2 separate regions of the Homo sapiens genome follow, and region 2 is linked to region 1. Evidence: read pairs that join two places in POLR2A ChIA-PET (ENCODE). Cell type or tissue: Caco-2. All regions are shown on one strand. Each heading gives the region's core, and the rest is flanking DNA. Links, peaks and the distances in the headings are about the cores only.

The links. ChIA-PET counts read pairs that join two places held together with the same protein. Peaks named below come from ENCODE experiments on the same cell type or tissue, not always from the same donor. Only the 100,000 strongest peaks of a DNase experiment are listed, where the experiment ranks them.
Region 2: POLR2A ChIA-PET joins it to region 1 with 6 read pairs; 3 of 35 experiments call an interaction of 5 or more read pairs at or near these places.

What each region holds. Positions count from the first base shown.
Region 1 is chr7:30,040,538-30,043,458 of GRCh38, reverse strand. The region is part of intron 1 of PLEKHA8 (pleckstrin homology domain containing A8); the gene reads right to left. Among named protein-coding and RNA genes, the nearest start is that of PLEKHA8, 14 kb to the right of the region's middle. In Caco-2, for the core only: no CTCF peak of the experiment used is centred there; a DNase peak (open chromatin) is centred at 1,758.
Region 2 is chr7:30,105,185-30,108,105 of GRCh38, reverse strand. It overlaps a transcript of PLEKHA8 not described here. Among named protein-coding and RNA genes, the nearest start is that of MTURN, 28 kb to the left of the region's middle. In Caco-2, for the core only: no CTCF peak of the experiment used is centred there; no DNase peak of the experiment used is centred there.

The sequences.
Region 1 (2,921 bases), core at 216-2,715:
TCTTATTATATTTTATATGGAGGACTTCCTTCCCAGAGACCTAGACCCTTTATTGCAGGTCAGGAACCCTTAGGCCTTATCTCTACACTAGCACAAATCAGTTCCTGGCTGGCAAACTTCTTGGGATGAACTTGTAAATTTTTATTTCAGAAGGTGATGCTGGCAGGGCACGGTGGCTCACAGCTATAATATTAACTACTTTGGGAGGCCAAGATGGGTGGATCACTTGAGGCCAGGAGTTCCAGACCAGCCTGGGCAACAATGGCGAAACCCATCTCTAATAAAAATACAAAAATTAGCCGACAGTGGTGGCATACACCTGTGGTCCCAGCAGGAGGTTGAGGTGAGAGGACTGCTTGAGCCTGGAAGGTCGAGGCTGCAGTGAGCCATGACTGTGCCACTGCACTCCAACCTGAGTGAGAGTGAGACCTTGTCACAAACAAACAAACAAAAAAGGTGATGCTTCTAGACCTTGGCTTCAAGTTCTACAAAAACTCAACTGTGAAGGCCACCACTCCTGTACAAACATTACAACCTGGAAAACCAAATCAATCCTCAGACTGTATCTTGTTGGGCACAGAATCAGTGCTCCAGGAGTCAGACATTATTGGTGATGTTTCAGCCCTTTGCAAAAGTGTTTATTTATATCTTAGGCCACCTCCCCTCACTGAAACAGAAGAGTCAATTTCTGAGAACCTGAGAAAAGGAAGAGGTCTTTGAAATCACACAGTCCAACCAGCACATTTTATAGATAAGGAAACCAATCCCAGGTAAATTAAGTGACCTAATTAGGGTCACAAAGGAAGTACACAACAGAGCTGGGAAGAAAACTCTATCTTTCTGTACTGCCCCTTGAGGCACAAAAGCTCCCAAACCTTGGCTCCCCATTCCCAGAAAGCTGTCCTGGTATAGAACAACAGCATCTTTTCACTCCCATGACGCTGGCTGGTGTGAACAGCTCAACTCCCATGATGCTGGTTGGTGTGAACACTCCCCAAATCCACCATGACTTTTGTGTAGAAGGCATTTAGAACAGCCTCAATTACTGTATTTTATCAAATTTAAGACCCATCTGTATTTGTGAGTGTTATCCAGAGAAAAAGAACCAGTAGAGTGTCAGGGTGTCTGTGTAAAGATATTATAAGGGTGTGTGAGTGGGTATGTGTGCATGTAATGAAATTTTAAGTAACTAGCTCATGTGACTAGAGACTGAGAAGTCCCAAGATCTGCAATCAGCAAGCCAGGAGAGCTCACGGTTAAGTTCCATGCTAGCAGGCTCAAGACCCAAGAAGAACCAATGAAAGCTAGAAAAGGCCAATGTCTCAGCTCAAGGCAGTCGCAGGAGGAATTCTCTGTTACTCAGTCTTTTTGTTCTCTTCAAGTCTTTAACTGATTGGATAAGGCTCATCCACATTAGGAAGGGCAATCTACTTTATAAGGTCTATTGATTCAAATGTTAATCGCCTCCACAACATCCTTACAGATCCAACCAGAATAAACCATCACATCATCAATTTTAAGACACACCATTATTTTACATGACACAAGAAAGAAAAAAACTCTACCAATTAAACAATGACATAGCACAGGTTCTAAGATGCTTCTTGATTTCAGAGTTGTTGAAATGTGAAAAAAAAAGAGTGTCCTAAAACTGAAAAAAATGTACTAAACTAGTTTTATCTTACAAGAATCTGAAAAATGTTGAAGAGCAGCTCTCAACCCCACCCAAAGCACAGCTGCAGTAAATTTTGAAAGCAGCTTGAAGGCTGGGCTCCGTGGTTCACTCCTGTAATCCCAGCACTTTAGGAGACTGAGGCAGGACAACTGCTTGAGGCTGGGAGTTCAAAACCAGCCTAGTCAACATAGTGAGACCCTGTCTCAACAAAAAATTTTAAAAACTAGCTGGGCAAGGTGATGCACCTGAGGCAGGAGGACTGCTTGAGCCTAGGAGTTCGAGACTACAGTGAGCTATGATCACGCCACTGCACTCCAGCCTGGGTGAGAGTGAGACCTTGTCTCAAAAAAAAAAAAAAAAAAAATGTAGCTGGTAAATTATAATAGCAACTGAAATATTACCTTCCTTATAACAGGTTCTGTATTTACCTAGGGTAGGTTATAATTATACAAGGGATGTTCAATATATGGCAATTTTATTCTGTCCTTTGTAACTACACAAACTGTGACCAAGAAAAACTTTTCTTATAAGCACAAAATTCTTGCAGTTTCAAAAGGCACAGTAAGAGACCAGAGAAATCTCATTCCTATTAGACAAAATTTAAATGCAGAGTGATGGAGAGAGTTCAGATTAGTATTAGGACACACTGGTCTTTCATAATGTCCAGTGCTGGGAAACTGGGATACAGCCCAGGAATGATGAATTGTAGAGAAAAGAGGCATGGATGAAAAAGAGACCATTAATCCAGTTTCTATTTTAAATTAATCTGCAGTTATCTCAGAAATGATCAGTCAAGGTAACTAAAGGGCAGATGAAAACTGTTGGTCTGTACTACTCCCTGCTCCCTTAGATGACCACTAGACTATCTTCCTATCCAATCTCCACCCTCTTTTATGCCATCCTCTATTACAGATGCAATGTGGTATCACCCAAATTCCCTGCTGGGAAGGATTAGACATAAAACTTCAATGAGCAGGGGAGAGTTTTAGCTCGTATTAGCTATCATTGCCAGGGACGGGGTAGCGGGTAAAAAAAAAAGAGTATTTAAATACCAATTTCATACGCTTTGTATTATCCTGGATTGTTTCACTACAGAAAGCATACTTGACATTTATTTTTGGCAATCCAGCATTTACCTAGTACTTTTCCATTGATGAAAACTCCCTTCTTCACACTCCAACCATGAGGTTTGGGTGGGGGTGACCAGCTCCAGGGTGGGTATGTGATTTAGGCCTAAATGAAGCTT
Region 2 (2,921 bases), core at 92-2,591, 65 kb before region 1:
CAATGAATGTAGGTTTTTTTTTTTTTTTTTTTTTTTTTGAGATGGAGTTTTGCTTTTTGCCCAGGCTGGAGTGCAATAGCGCGATCTCTGCTCACTGCAACCTCTGCCTCCTGGGTTCAAGTGATTCTCCTGCCTCAGCCTACAGAGTAGCTGGGATTACAGGCATGCATCACCACACCCAGCTAATTTCTGTATCTTTAGGAGAGATGGGATTTCTCCATGTTGGTCAGGCTGGTCTTGAACTCCTGACCTCAGGTGATCTGCCCACCTTGGCCTCCCAAAGTACTGGGATTACAGGCATGAGCCACCATGCCCAGTTAGAAAATTTTTTTGTAATATTAAACATTGCTTCATAATTAATATCACTAGTAAACTAGATGGAGAAAGCAACTTATTTAGCCTGGTAAATGGCAGCTACCAAAGAACCTATAGCAAAAATTGTATGTAATTATGAAATGTTGAAAGCATTCCATTTCAGATTAGGAACACAATAAGATTATCTTCTATGGCCACTTCTATTCAGCATTGTATAAAACCTTTTTGCTTATATAAGACAAGAAAAAGAAATAAAATTTATAAAGATTAGAAAGTAAAAAATACGAAATACAAAGGAACCTATAAACTACTACAAATAAGAGTTTGTCAAGGTTGTTGAATCCAAAACAGGTATATTAACAAATTCAATAGCAACAAAAATTAGAAAATGTAATTTTCCAAAAGATACATTCTTTAATGGCAGCAATAAAATACAAGGTACCTAGGAATAAGTTTACAATTTTATTGTAAAACTTTATGGAAGAACATAGTAATAGGTGGAAGTAATATTGTAAAACAAAAGTTTTACAATAAAATTGTAAATTTATTCCTAGGTACCTTGTATTTTATAACAAAATTGTAAAACTTTATTGAAGAACATAGGAGTAGGCAGAAAGATAAACTATATTCATTGGTAGGAAGATGAAATTTTGTAGTGACAGCGATTTCTCCCAAAGTCAGTCTATAAATTCAGTATAATTTCAATAAATATTCTAATAAGGTATTTCTCAAAATAGAAAAGATGATCCTTAAATTCATACAGAAGATTAAAGGAACAAGAATAGCGAACACAATTTTAAAGGAAAACACTATATAGTCAAACCCTGGTATCTGTGGGGGATTAGTTCCAGGACCCTGGCAGGTATCAAAATCTGAAGATGCTCAGAAGTCCCTTATGTAAAATGGACCAGCATTTGCATGTAACCTATGCGCATCCTCCCGTACATTTTAAATCATTTATAAATTACTTATAATGCCCAATACAATACCTACACATCACTTCATTTGCGTGCATTCAACGTAGTACTTGGCTCAGAAAAAATTCAAGTTTTGCATTTTGGAACTTCGTGAAATTTTTTTGCCCACATTCTTTTTATCCCGGGTTGGCTGACTCCATTTAAGTGCAACCCACAGATATGGAGGGCCAACTGCATTTATTTGTAGGTGCAGGGGAGGGGGCAAATCTCAGCAGACCCTGAGACCTCCTAATAGTGTGATATTGGTCCAGAGAGACAATTAGGCAAATGAATAGAAGAGAGGACCTAGAGTTAAAATCATTTATATATGATGGTGCTGCTGCTATTAAATTACAGGAAAAGAATAGCCTGAATGATTCCAAGACAAGTGGCTATTCATAAGGAAAAAGATAAAATTAACCCAAATTACATCCCATACACAACTTCCAGATGGTTTAAAGACTTAAAGATGGCCAGGCATGGTGGCTCATGTCTATAATCCGAGCACTTTTGGAAAGCCAAGGCAGACAGATCATTTGAGGTCAGGAGTTCAAGACCAGTCTGGCCAACATGGTGAAACCCCGTCTCTACTAAAAATACAAAAAAAAATTAGCTGGCCGTGGTGGCATGCGCCTGTAATCCCAGCTACTGGGAAGGCTGAGGCAGGAGAATCTCTTAAACCTGGGAGGCAGTGGTTGCAGTGAACCAAGATCGTGCCACTGCACTCCAGCCTGAGCAACAGAGCGAGACTCCACCTCAAAAAGAAAAAAAAAAAAAAAGATGTTAAAGACTTAAAGGTGAAAAAAACTACAAAATTATTAGGAAAAATATCACATAATGTTTAGTGATATTTGAATAGGGAATTCTGTTTCTAAACTAAACACAAGCACTAATCACCAAAAGGTGGATTCCATTTGATTAAATTAAAATTTAAAACACAACAAAAGAATGACATACAAAGTGAAAATACAAACCACCATCTAAGAAAAGCTATTTGCTACTCATATAACCAATGTATCTATAGTTGAAAAGAAAAAGATAACCAACCCAAGAGAAAAATGATATAAACTATGAACAAGCAATACCTGGAGGAAAACTCTTGAGTGGCCGGTAAACTTATGAAATGCTGCTCACCAGCCCCTGCCTACCCCTTTTAGCCATTTGTATTTCCTCATTTGTGAGTTACCTAGTCATATCCTTTGTATGTTTTCTATCATTTCTTTGTGAATTTTCTGATTTGTGGGCATTCTTCAAGTCTTGAACTTGCTGTTTTGATCTGGCTATTTGAACTGGATTGGAATGCCAACTTGCTGTTTTAATCCTGTCATTCCTGATAACTTTTTTCTTTTTTGAGACAAGATTTCGCTCTGTCTCCCAGAAAGGAATGCAGTAGTGCAATCACAGCTCACTGCAATCTCAACCTCCTGGGCTCAAGTGATCCTCCCACTTCAGCCTCCTGAGTACCTGGAACTATAGGCATATACCACCATGAATGGCTTTTTTTTTTTTTTTTTTTTTTTTTTAATTATAGAGATAGGGTTTCACCATGTTGCCCAGGCTGGCCTTGAACTACTGGGTTGAAGGGATGAACTTACCTAGGCTTCCCAAAGTGCCAGAATTACAGGAGTGAGCCACCACACTCGGCCCCTG